Regions from separate parts of the Homo sapiens genome. Here regions 1 and 3 are each linked to region 2. The links are chromatin contacts, found by Hi-C in ENCODE. All regions are on one chromosome and are shown on one strand. The core of a region is the stretch at or near the end of the contact, and the rest is flanking DNA. Distances in the headings are between cores, read along the strand shown. Region 1 has its middle 43 kb from the start of ETS1. Region 2 overlaps LOC107984374 (a long non-coding RNA gene). Region 3 has its middle 36 kb from the start of KCNJ1.

What was found. Hi-C counts contacts between places; a loop is a spot of excess contacts on that map. Pooled maps may share reads with other maps.
Region 1: a loop to region 2 is called in a pooled map, with 2.6 times the contacts of the local background. The contact joins two enhancer-like sites. A Hi-C loop is called at or near these places in 1 of 168 maps with a recorded cell type or tissue (CD8-positive, alpha-beta T cell) and 9 of 50 pooled maps.
Region 3: a pooled map shows a loop between it and region 2 (3-fold over the local background). The contact joins two enhancer-like sites. A Hi-C loop is called at or near these places in 1 of 168 maps with a recorded cell type or tissue (CD4-positive, alpha-beta memory T cell), 1 of 37 single-sample maps with no recorded cell type and 4 of 50 pooled maps.

Annotation. Positions count from the first base shown.
Region 1 is chr11:128,628,804-128,632,009 of GRCh38, forward strand. No RefSeq gene overlaps it. Among named protein-coding and RNA genes, the nearest start is that of ETS1, 43 kb to the left of the region's middle. Within about 2 kb of position 1,733, at least 12 of the 41 ENCODE cell types and tissues checked have a DNase peak (open chromatin) inside an H3K27ac peak, as active enhancers do; they include CD8-positive, alpha-beta T cell, where a contact is called at or near this core.
Region 2 is chr11:128,049,426-128,052,905 of GRCh38, forward strand. LOC107984374 (a long non-coding RNA gene) reads right to left here. Exons shown (of 2, transcript XR_001748082.2): 2 at 2,158-2,281. Among named protein-coding and RNA genes, the nearest start is that of LINC02725, 45 kb to the right of the region's middle. Within about 2 kb of position 1,991, at least 2 of the 41 ENCODE cell types and tissues checked have a DNase peak (open chromatin) inside an H3K27ac peak, as active enhancers do; they include CD8-positive, alpha-beta T cell, where a contact is called at or near this core.
Region 3 is chr11:128,829,839-128,833,297 of GRCh38, forward strand. No RefSeq gene overlaps it. Among named protein-coding and RNA genes, the nearest start is that of KCNJ1, 36 kb to the right of the region's middle. Within about 2 kb of position 1,498, at least 14 of the 41 ENCODE cell types and tissues checked have a DNase peak (open chromatin) inside an H3K27ac peak, as active enhancers do.

The sequences.
Region 1 (3,206 bases), core at 483-2,982, 580 kb after region 2:
CTGCATGGCAGAAAACAGAATGTACTGTTATACCGCATTGATGCCATCAAAGTGTTTGTGGAGTGTAAAATTAATATTCGGCTTATGAGGGTAGGCCGGGGGAGAGGGTGGGTGTTGTTTTGCATCCCACATCAGGACACCCTGTATTTAAACACACTTTGTGTCATCGAGGGTGCTTTCAGAACCCATGCACCCAGAACCAAGTTCGGCCGTCAGCCACATGGAAAGGCAGCACCCCATCCCTTCCCCTTAGCACTTCCTGACCCTTCTCCTTTTGCTTCCTACTCCTAGTTTTCCCCCTTCCGCAAAGAAAAGAGTTCTAAACCAGATCACAGTAAGACCTTAGGGATGAAAGTAGCCATCCCCTTCTGAAGGTGTTTGCATTCTACAGAATGGAAGGATTCTGGCCAGGGCTGCAGCAGGTAGTGGTGAGCATGAAGCCAGGAAGGCTAAGATCAAAATCGGGGACCCTGCGGGAGATTGGAGGGGACTTCTGAGTGTACCTCACATTCCATCAGATAGGCCCTAATCATTTTGCCAAAGGGAGGGATTTGAGGGGATCATAGCAAAGGTTCTCTTATCAGGACAGCCCCAGGAAGCCCTGCAAAGGTGAGGAGAGACAGCCAATGAAGGATGAAGCTGTGTGAATTTTAGCTTCAGCCTCAGGTTCTGCTCAGCAAAAGTGGAAGATCTGGTCATTTATAGACTCCTGGACTTAAATCAAAAGAGCCAGAACCTCGACATAGCGACTCCAGGAGCTAGGTGACACTGAAGTCACCTTACCCCTCCATATCCTGTAAAACAGGGATGATCACAAGAGAAAGTTGTGGAGCTGAAATGGGCTGATGCACTCGAAGGCTTTTTCACTCAGAGACGGTCAGAAGACATTTGCCAGATGATTTCCAGATGTGTCAGAATGGGGAGCACTCTCTTTTGAGCAGGATAGCTCTCTCCCACACTTAATGTATGCCTGAGAGGAGAGAGAGAGACAAAGAATGATCAGACTGTACACCATTTGTGGACAAAGGGTCATCATAGGGCTTTGACAATTCTCCAAGAGCACTGGTTCCACATAGAAGCTGGCTTCACAGGCTGGCATTGGGATTAGGCCAGAGGTCAGATAGTAGGTGTGGCAAGGCCCCAGGTGGGCTAAGGCTGGCCATGGAGACAGGTGGGCTTTCCTGTTGAATGCTTCCAGGGAAGTCATGCCGTCTGGAACCTCAGATTTGGCAAATCAGCAAAGGAAAATTGGTCGCAATTATTTTCCAGGGCTTCCATGCTCTCTGATGTGTTAGATCCTTGTTAGCATTAACCAGAGTTAAACATTTGTTTTATTCTGTGGATGGAGAGACAGGTTTTAGAACACCTTCCCTGACAAGGTTAAGGTTGCAGGTTCTGAAAATTATCTCCGGTCTCCAAAGTTTTTGTATTTCAGTGTCTTTGGTGCTTTTTTGTTTTGTTCTATTTTGAAGTAACTTTATAGTTTTTGTTTGTTGTTTTTTTTTTTTAAGTACAGATATGTTGAGCACAGAAAAAAAAAAAAAAAAAAACATTGCAATAACCTTGACTTCTGAAAAGTCCTCTCATTCTTCCAGGGGAGGAATTTTGTTTTTCAGGAACTGTTTTTTCATAAAGACAAAAGTCTTAGCAGTTTGGATTTCGGCCTTTGAGTTTTTCTTTTCATCATGTGTAATTTCAAATTGTACTGAGGTCCTTCCTCCTGGAACCTAGCGAATACAGCTCAATGGCGCCCCCTGAAGGCCAACGTAGAGGGGTACAGTAAAAGAGGATAAAATGAGGAACCTCCAGCCCTCCGTATCCGACCAGCCAAGACAAACCACCATCTAGGCCCAAAGGCAGGTTAGCGTGTGGCAAAACCCAATAGCTGCATTCAAAACCCAGTTCTGACAACAACAAGCTATTTCTGCATGTTCCCACATAGTTGAGAAGAGATTGAGCTTTGGCATAAAACAGGTCAAAGGCCTTGGATTGAATTCCAGCACAGACAAGTTACTTAATCTCTCTAACTCACTTTCTCTTTCTGTATAATGTAGAATACAAAGTGATTTTTTTAATTGCTTACTATGTGCAGGCTTTGTCCTAAGTGTTTAGCATGTGTTAGCTCATTTAGTTCTTGCTAAAACCCTCTAGTTTGTGTGCTATTAGTACCCACTTTGTACAAATAAGAAAACTAGGGCCTGGAGTGAGTCAGAAGCCTTCACAGCTGCTAACTGAAAAAAACAGGGCTGAACGCATGTGGTGCAGTCCGGAGCCTGGACTCACCGCCACATGTCACACTGATGCCCATACTTACCAGGTGGGACCACCGTGAGGACTAGAAAGAGAAATGTCAACCACATAGCCCTGGACTGGCACAGAATAAATGCCCAACAAATAATAGCCATAATTATTCCCATTCTTGGTCGACCACCTTAATAAAAGCTACCATAGAGGCAGGGAATCAGTAAGAAGAGATGACTAAGAGGATGCTTACTGCATGTAGGAAAATCAGTTAATGCTCGTGTGACTGGCTTATTTCCCTTTGCATACTGTCCTTCAGGTCCATCCATGTTGTCACATATGGCACGATTTTCATTTTTTTTTAAGGCCGAGTAATATTCCACTGTCTGTATCTACCCATTTTCTTTATTCGCCCATTGATGAACATTTAGGTTGTTTCCACATCTTAGCTCATCTTGACAGTGCTACAATGAACATGAGCATGTTAATATTTCTCCAAGATCATGATTTCAATTCTTTTGGATAAATACCTAAAAGTGGAATGGCTGGATCCTATATTAGTTCTGTTTTCCTCTTTTTGAGGAACCTCCCTACTGTTTTCCATAGCGGCTATACCATTTTACATTCCCACCATCTGCGCCAGAGTTCGAATTTCTCCACATCCTCACCAACACTTTTTATCTTTTGTTCTTTTGATAACAGCCATCCTCACTATTGTAAGGTGATATCTCATTATGGGGAAAAATTATATGAAAAGGAAGCATCAAATTAATAGGCAAGAAAACCAGTACATAGTATTTGGACAGTTGGCATATTACTTAAAAATTATGTATGAATCCAAAAAATTAATTAACTCTTACTATATTAGTATTCTGATTGTTGACATTAACCTGTAACAATAGGAGAAAAAGTTAGTTCAGGAATCACTTCCCAATTACATCTGTTACAAATGCAAGGAGAAACAA
Region 2 (3,480 bases), core at 741-3,240:
AAGGAAGAAAGGAGGCATTAGGAACATTTTTTGAGAGAAACAGAAGGACAAGATTGTAAATTGAAGACTAAGCTTGCCATGAAGTCTGACAAGAAGAACAGGAATGATAAACAATGCAGCCAGGGTATACAAGAGCAAAGAGATGGTGATTGGTTTTCTGTGAACTTCAAGGAAAATGGAAAATAGGCCCAAAGGAAAAAATCAAAGGTTGCTCATCCACAAAGATCTGATTGATCAAACAATTATTTTCTGTCTAAGACAATGCATAACTCTTTTGTGCCATAGAGGCTTCTGAAATACAGGAAGGTGTTGTAAACCAGGAGACCTCCATGAGCGAAGCTTCAGTGAAAAAATACCAGAGGGATTGATGAGTAACACTTCATGTAGAGCCATCTCTATGGGTTTGAAGCTTTCCTATTAGAATTTACCTGTCAGATTCTGAAGAAGAGGGAAGTAAAGAAGCTAAAGAGATAAATGGTGTGCAGGCTGAACACAATCTGGTCTTCCGGAGATGACACCACATTCACAATAATAAAACAAAGGCACTAGGAACACCAATAAGGAAAAATCACCCAGAAGTGAAAGTGTGAATCAGTAACATAAAATGTAAGCCATAAAGATGAAGCTCCAACCGTCCTGAAGACGTGGGCATTGAACATAGGCCAACAAAGATCTTTAGCTCGTGCTTTGGAGAGAAAGAAGTTAAAAATGAAATTATGAAAATAAATAAAATAACAAAAACTAACAACAACAATAAAATAGCAGGTGACTTTATAAAGTACCTACTACTTTTCTAACTACTTTGCATATATCCACTAGTAATGGGATTATAATGACCCTTTAATGTAGGTGCCATTATTATGAGAAAACTGAGGCATAGAGAAGTTAAGTAATGACTTGCGCAAGGTCACACTACTATAACAGCAAAACCTGGATATAAACTCAGACGTTTTGCCTTCAAAGTCTATATATTCCTGACCACTGTGATATACTACCATTGCAAATTAAAACTTGGGGCTTTAAAAATGATCAAGAATCATATTCAGGCATATGTTAAAAGAAAAACTTCAGGCAAATTAAATTTAAAAGAATTTACATGAGCAAAAAATGATTCAGGCGTCAGGCAACTCTAAGAATCAGAAGAGGTTCAGAGAGCTTTTTTTTTTTTTAGGAGAGTGAGCAGCGAGCTTTTATTGGCAGACACAGAAGTAAAGTAGAAGAATCATTTTATTGGCCACAGCTAAGATGTCTGCCTTATTTGAGTACGGTATGATGAGTTGACTGCCTGTGACTGGCTGAAACACTTCTGTTTATTATACTCCTAAGTTAGGTTTAAGTGCTAAGTTAGGTTGTACTTTGCTACGTAGGAACTCAAAGTATGGAGACAGACTCAGGCTAGTGGCCTCCAGCTTATTTAATTTAACCTATAGAACTTCAGAGTTTATGAAGCATTTATATTCACGATCCCATTATTCCTTTTATCACCATGAGAGAGGCAGTGCAGAAAGCAGGGTTTCCCTTCCACAGAAGAGATGACTGGTGCCCAGGGAGGACTCAGTGTCTGATCCATGTCCCAGTGAGTGACAGGTCTTTTTGGCCTAAATCTTTGTCTTTTTTTTCCCCAAATCCTATGACCTTTCAACAACATAGAGTTGACTCAACTAGAAAGCAAGTAAGATTGACCAGCTGGTTTCTGATGTCAGGTTCCTTGATAAATACAAATATTTTCCACCAACAAGTGAGACTAATGCTATGTCTCAGTAAAATAGTAAAAGGAACTCACAAAATAGTTTCTGCAGATTCATGCACACAGGGTGTGTGTGTGTGTGTGTGTGTGTGTGTGTGTGTGTGTGTAGTTTTGGTAGTAACAAGGGCAAAAGAAAATAAAAGTAAAAAACACTACTTGCTTCCCCTCAAACATGTGAGGAATAGCAGGCCTCATATATGTATTCTGAATGTCTGAATGCACTATAATAAAAGACTTTTGATCCAGTGAACAAAGAGATCGGTTTTGTTTTGGCTTTTTTTTTTCTTTTCCTGTGAGGGTGCTGTGGGGCAGGTGATGGTGAACAGGAACATGAATCAGAAAAGAAGCAAGAGTCCAAAAGGCAGTGATGGGGTCTCACAAGTTGAAAGTGGGAAGAAGAAAAAAACAAATTATTGTATTTCTTTATTCATTTCTCAACAGACTTTTTTAGTTGTTTCTTCATCTTAGCTGTTTTGAATGATGCTGCCGTGAGCATGGAGGGCAGCTGTCTCTTCAAAACTCTTCTTTCATTTCCTTGGGGGGAAACATAAAAGAAGAGAATCACGTTCTTGGAAATCAGACGGATGAGTGTGCAAAAGAGAACAGGAAAGAACCAAAATAAGGATGAAATACTTTGGAGAAGAGAAGAATGAAATCCATGAGAAACAAAAGCAAAAGTGACAAACAGGGAAGAGTGCTGAGTTCATAGGAAATTTATGTTTTCTTTCTGGAAATTTTAAGTGGCTTGCATGATTGTGAGGTAAGAGTTCTCAATAAGTTAAATACATTTTAAAATAAAAATTTAAAAGGCTATCAAATGTGATGATTTATGTGAAAATATTCTCCAAAATTATAAAATGCTGTTGAGGAGCTAGATATTATTGTTGCTATTACCATTGATGACATTTTCTGTGGTGTCATTCCTGGCAGGCCACCAAGTGATTTTACTCAGCTCCATCATATTTGGGGGCTATGGTTCCATGTTAGATAAAATCACCTGTCCTTCCACTCCTCTGAATACAGTCGAATGGATATTATCTACTGATGTCAACTACAATCTTATAATAAAAGAAATAGTGAGCTATTTTCCACTTTTATTTAATATGGAATATGAGAAAATGATCATAAATTACAGCAAGAGTGATTTAGGTTCAGAATGGCAAAAAGAATATTTTCTTGCTGTTTATGCATGGAAACCGATTACTCGGGAAATAGAACTATCTCTTTCCCAGCGATAACAAGAAATTGTTTCCTGCTTATTTTCAGTTGTTTAGAAGAGGGCACTTGGAGGTGGACTGGGCTGCTGAAGGGGGTCATTTTGAGAGACCTGTTGAAATCCTCAAGCTGTATTATATAAATACAAGATGTGCTATTGAGATGTGCTATTAAGCTAGACACCTACCAGTGCTTCAATCCTATGCATCCTCAAGTAGCCTTCAACAGTTAATACAAGTTTTAAAATACCTTTAGTTCTGAAAATTGTTGAAAACGTTGAGAGTGAAAACATTGAAAAATCTCAAGTATTTCAGGTAATAAAGAAATCATTACTGGATTTTTCTGTTTTCAATTGCTATTTCATTTATTTTCCTCACTCAAAACATTCTTTGCCCAGGCTGATGCAACTTAGTTTGCTTTATTCACCCAAAATATAGGACTTGATGTTTCCTTCCTTATACAACTTCCTACTCAAATCCCCTATCTTCCTTAAAGGCCGTGAAGGTGTTCTCTGCTTC
Region 3 (3,459 bases), core at 248-2,747, 780 kb after region 2:
CACATTTCCTCTTCCTGGACTCCCCTCCACCCATCATTTGACTAACTCTTCCTTTTGCTTCACATTTCACTTCCATGTCTTTTTCTCAGAGAAGCTCTCTCTCCTCGGTGCCTCACACTAGGTAAGGATGCCTTGTGCCAATTCTCCCCTCTGACATTGGTGTGCCCTGTCAGCTGCCCCAAGAATATGAGCTCCATGGAGCTCCTAGTGTATTTTATTTTCTAAATGTGTCTGTAGGACATTGTTCAGTGCCCAAATATTTGTTTAAAATAGCAGGCTGGGCGCGGTGGCTCACGCCTGTAATCCCAGCACTTTGGGAGACCGAGGCGGATGGATCACGAGGTCAGGAGTTTGAGACCAGCCTGACCAACATGGTGAAACACCATCTCTACTAAAAATGCAAAAAATTAGCCAAGAGTGTTGGCGCATGCCTGTAATCCCAGCTACTCAGGAGGCTGAGGCAGGAGAATCACTTGAACCCGGGAGGTGGAGGTTGCAGTGAGCTGAGATCGCGTCACTGCTCTCCAGCCTGGGCGACAGGAGGGAGATTCCATCTCAAAAAAAAAAAAAATAGCGTAGCATTTCACACTGCATTAACTGATTTCCCTGTCATAGTACACTTAGGCTTTTCACCCCTACACATAATCCTGCAACAAACATGCGTTTATGTGAATTCATCTATTAGGTGTCTGTGGTAAAAATAATCCCTTAACAAGGAATATGACTTTGTGGTTAATTCTGTGTCATGTGTTCTACTAATTGATCTTCTCAACAGCCACATGGGGTTGGTTTCATTATCATCAGCTTACGAATGAGAAACCCACAACTCAGAGAGGGTAAGCGAGTTACCAAATTCATATGAAAGCAACTGAAAAAGAATTTGGACTCAGGCCTCCGGGAGACAGGAGCTGGCCTGTTCCTGGGAAAGCCCATGAATTTTGACCCAGACTAACCTGTGCTTTCAAAAGTGCCTGTTCTGCTATCTACAGTTGTTACTGGGATTAAATGAGTAGATACTTATAAAGCACTTAAAATAATGTCTGCTCATAATAAACCCTGTATAAATGTTGAATATATAGATACATAGCAGCTCTGCCCTGACTAGCCGTGTATGGACCATGAGCATGCATCTTAACCTCTCTGGGCCTCAGACTTCTCATCTGTAAAATGGGAGTCATGGTATTATGTCAGCTTTATTGTCAGGAAAATGTAAAGCACATGGAATCTCATAGACTCTAACACATGGTAACAACTTCCTCTTCGAGCCAGTCTAATCTCTCTAGAATGATAAACTTCTATATTTAAATCACAATTTAAATTTTTTTATGTCTTTCACGGTCATTTTATCACCCCAGCAATGACTAGAAGGCCCAATATTTTATATATCTCTGTTAAATATTCTAAGCATTATTAAGAGCTTTCTGGGTATAGCCAAGCCCTCTTAACCGTCAGAGGCAGACTACTTTTCAACCAGGTCAGTTTCACTTTTGCGATCTGGAAGTATATGGCGCCACCTGCTGGCCAAAGCACACCTCGCCAACAAAGTGCAGGTTAGTTCAGGATTGCCCATTCTAGTAGGATCCCCCCTCGACCCCTACCCTCCCCTGTCTTCACTTCCACCCAGGGGGAAATCTGAAGCACAGGATGGGTCAGCAATCGACTCTTTCTGAAGCTGGGTAAGACACATTATTCCTCTTGAACAGGCCCCCCTGCAGAAACTTAGGGACCCTAAGTTTCTCCACTTATGAAATAACAGGGTAGGGTCAGGCTTTGCCTAGGTCCCTCTCACCGCTAAGCTTCTAGGATTCTGTGAGTTCACCTCGGAGGCAGGCACAGGGAGGAAGGTGAGCTACTGTGTCTCAGGTTAAAATCAAGCCTGGAAATGGAAAGCAAGGCCAGGAATGTAGGCTGGGAAACGATGAGGCCCAGGACAGAGGAAACGAGGGCACAGCATGGGACCCCCGCTCATCAGCCAGACCCACCCTGCCTTGGCCTTGCCCATCATCGGCAGAATAATCATCATCACTCAAACTACCGCTTATTGGGAGCCTATATCAGACACAGTGCTAGGTTCTTTACATAGTGTTTTGTTAAATATTATTTCATACTATATCTGTACACTATCCCTTTAAGGTAGGTATTATTGTTGTTCACAACTGGAAAAAAGACTCAGAAAGGCTAAGAATTTGTTCAAGCTAAACACAGCCAATAAGTGGGAAATCTGGGATTTGACCCAAATCTGTCTGTCTTCAAAGCCCCTGAACCTTGCACCTTATTTCTTGCCTTCATCCCTCCTCCTTCCTTGCCTACTTTTTTCTTTTATGCTTCATCAGGCTGTGTTTTTCCGAGGCTATCACAGGTTCAGGTTGCATCTGGCCATTGATGTGGGGAACTGAGATAACCATAGGGATAATTGTGGTCTCTACTTGCCATTTTTAGTTCAACTAAAAACAACTTTGCTGGTGGCCTCAACAGCCCACTCATTAGTGATTGCTTACTTTCACTTTGTTGGTGTAGATGAAGGTGCCTCCGTGTCTTCCCTTCCAGTGAGGGCTTCCCAGCTTCCTCAGATGCTAAGTGCAACTGTAGATACACGTGGCCTCTGTGTTCCCAAAAGAAGCAGTGCAAGGGTGCAGGGCTTTATCCATTCCCAGACTCACCTGCCTTTCTGATCCTGGCTACCACCTTCCAGGTGCATTTTCCTTCAGGAACAGTGACTGCCAGGCACAAAGTTTGTGGGTGGCTCCAGGAAAGGGGAGAGGCACAGGAAAGAACGCTGGGCTAACTAGCAGGCAGGCACCCTGGCTTCTGACCCCTGCTTCCCCACTTCACAGCTACATGACCTGGGCAAGTCATAGGGTCTCTGAGACTCAGTTTCCCATCCTGAAAAATGGAAATGACGACACTTTCTCTGCCTCCCTCAAAAGTTAGTTTCTGCCTCTAATTCTCTAATCTGTCCCTCATGCCAACACAAGAGATATAGTCCCAAAATACTTGTTTAATCATCCCATGCCCCCTCAAAGACTCTGGTGGTTTGACTGATCAAGCCAGGACTCAAACTCAAGTCGGCTTGGCACCAAACTTCTGCCTCTTTGGACCATTCCTTCCACGTGGCCATGCTGTGGCCATGTAAAACTGCACGGCACTTCCCAGAGCCCCCAGACACATTCACGCTCCTGTGGCTCCGTCCGTCTGGAACATGTGCCCACCTGGTCACACCTCTCTACCCTTCGCCTTTCCCTCTGTCAAGTCGTAACCACACTTCGAACCTAGATCAACTGCCTTCTCCTCCTAGAAGCCTTCCCCTGCCTCCTTCAAGCACTTTTTTCATACTTAGTTTGTAGCCTTTATTCATTTCATTAATTAACTTCATTTCCATTTTAATATACTTGCGCACAAAATTTTCCACACAATGGTGAGCTCCATGACCCTAACCCCAAAGGGTCAGAGGATTCTAAT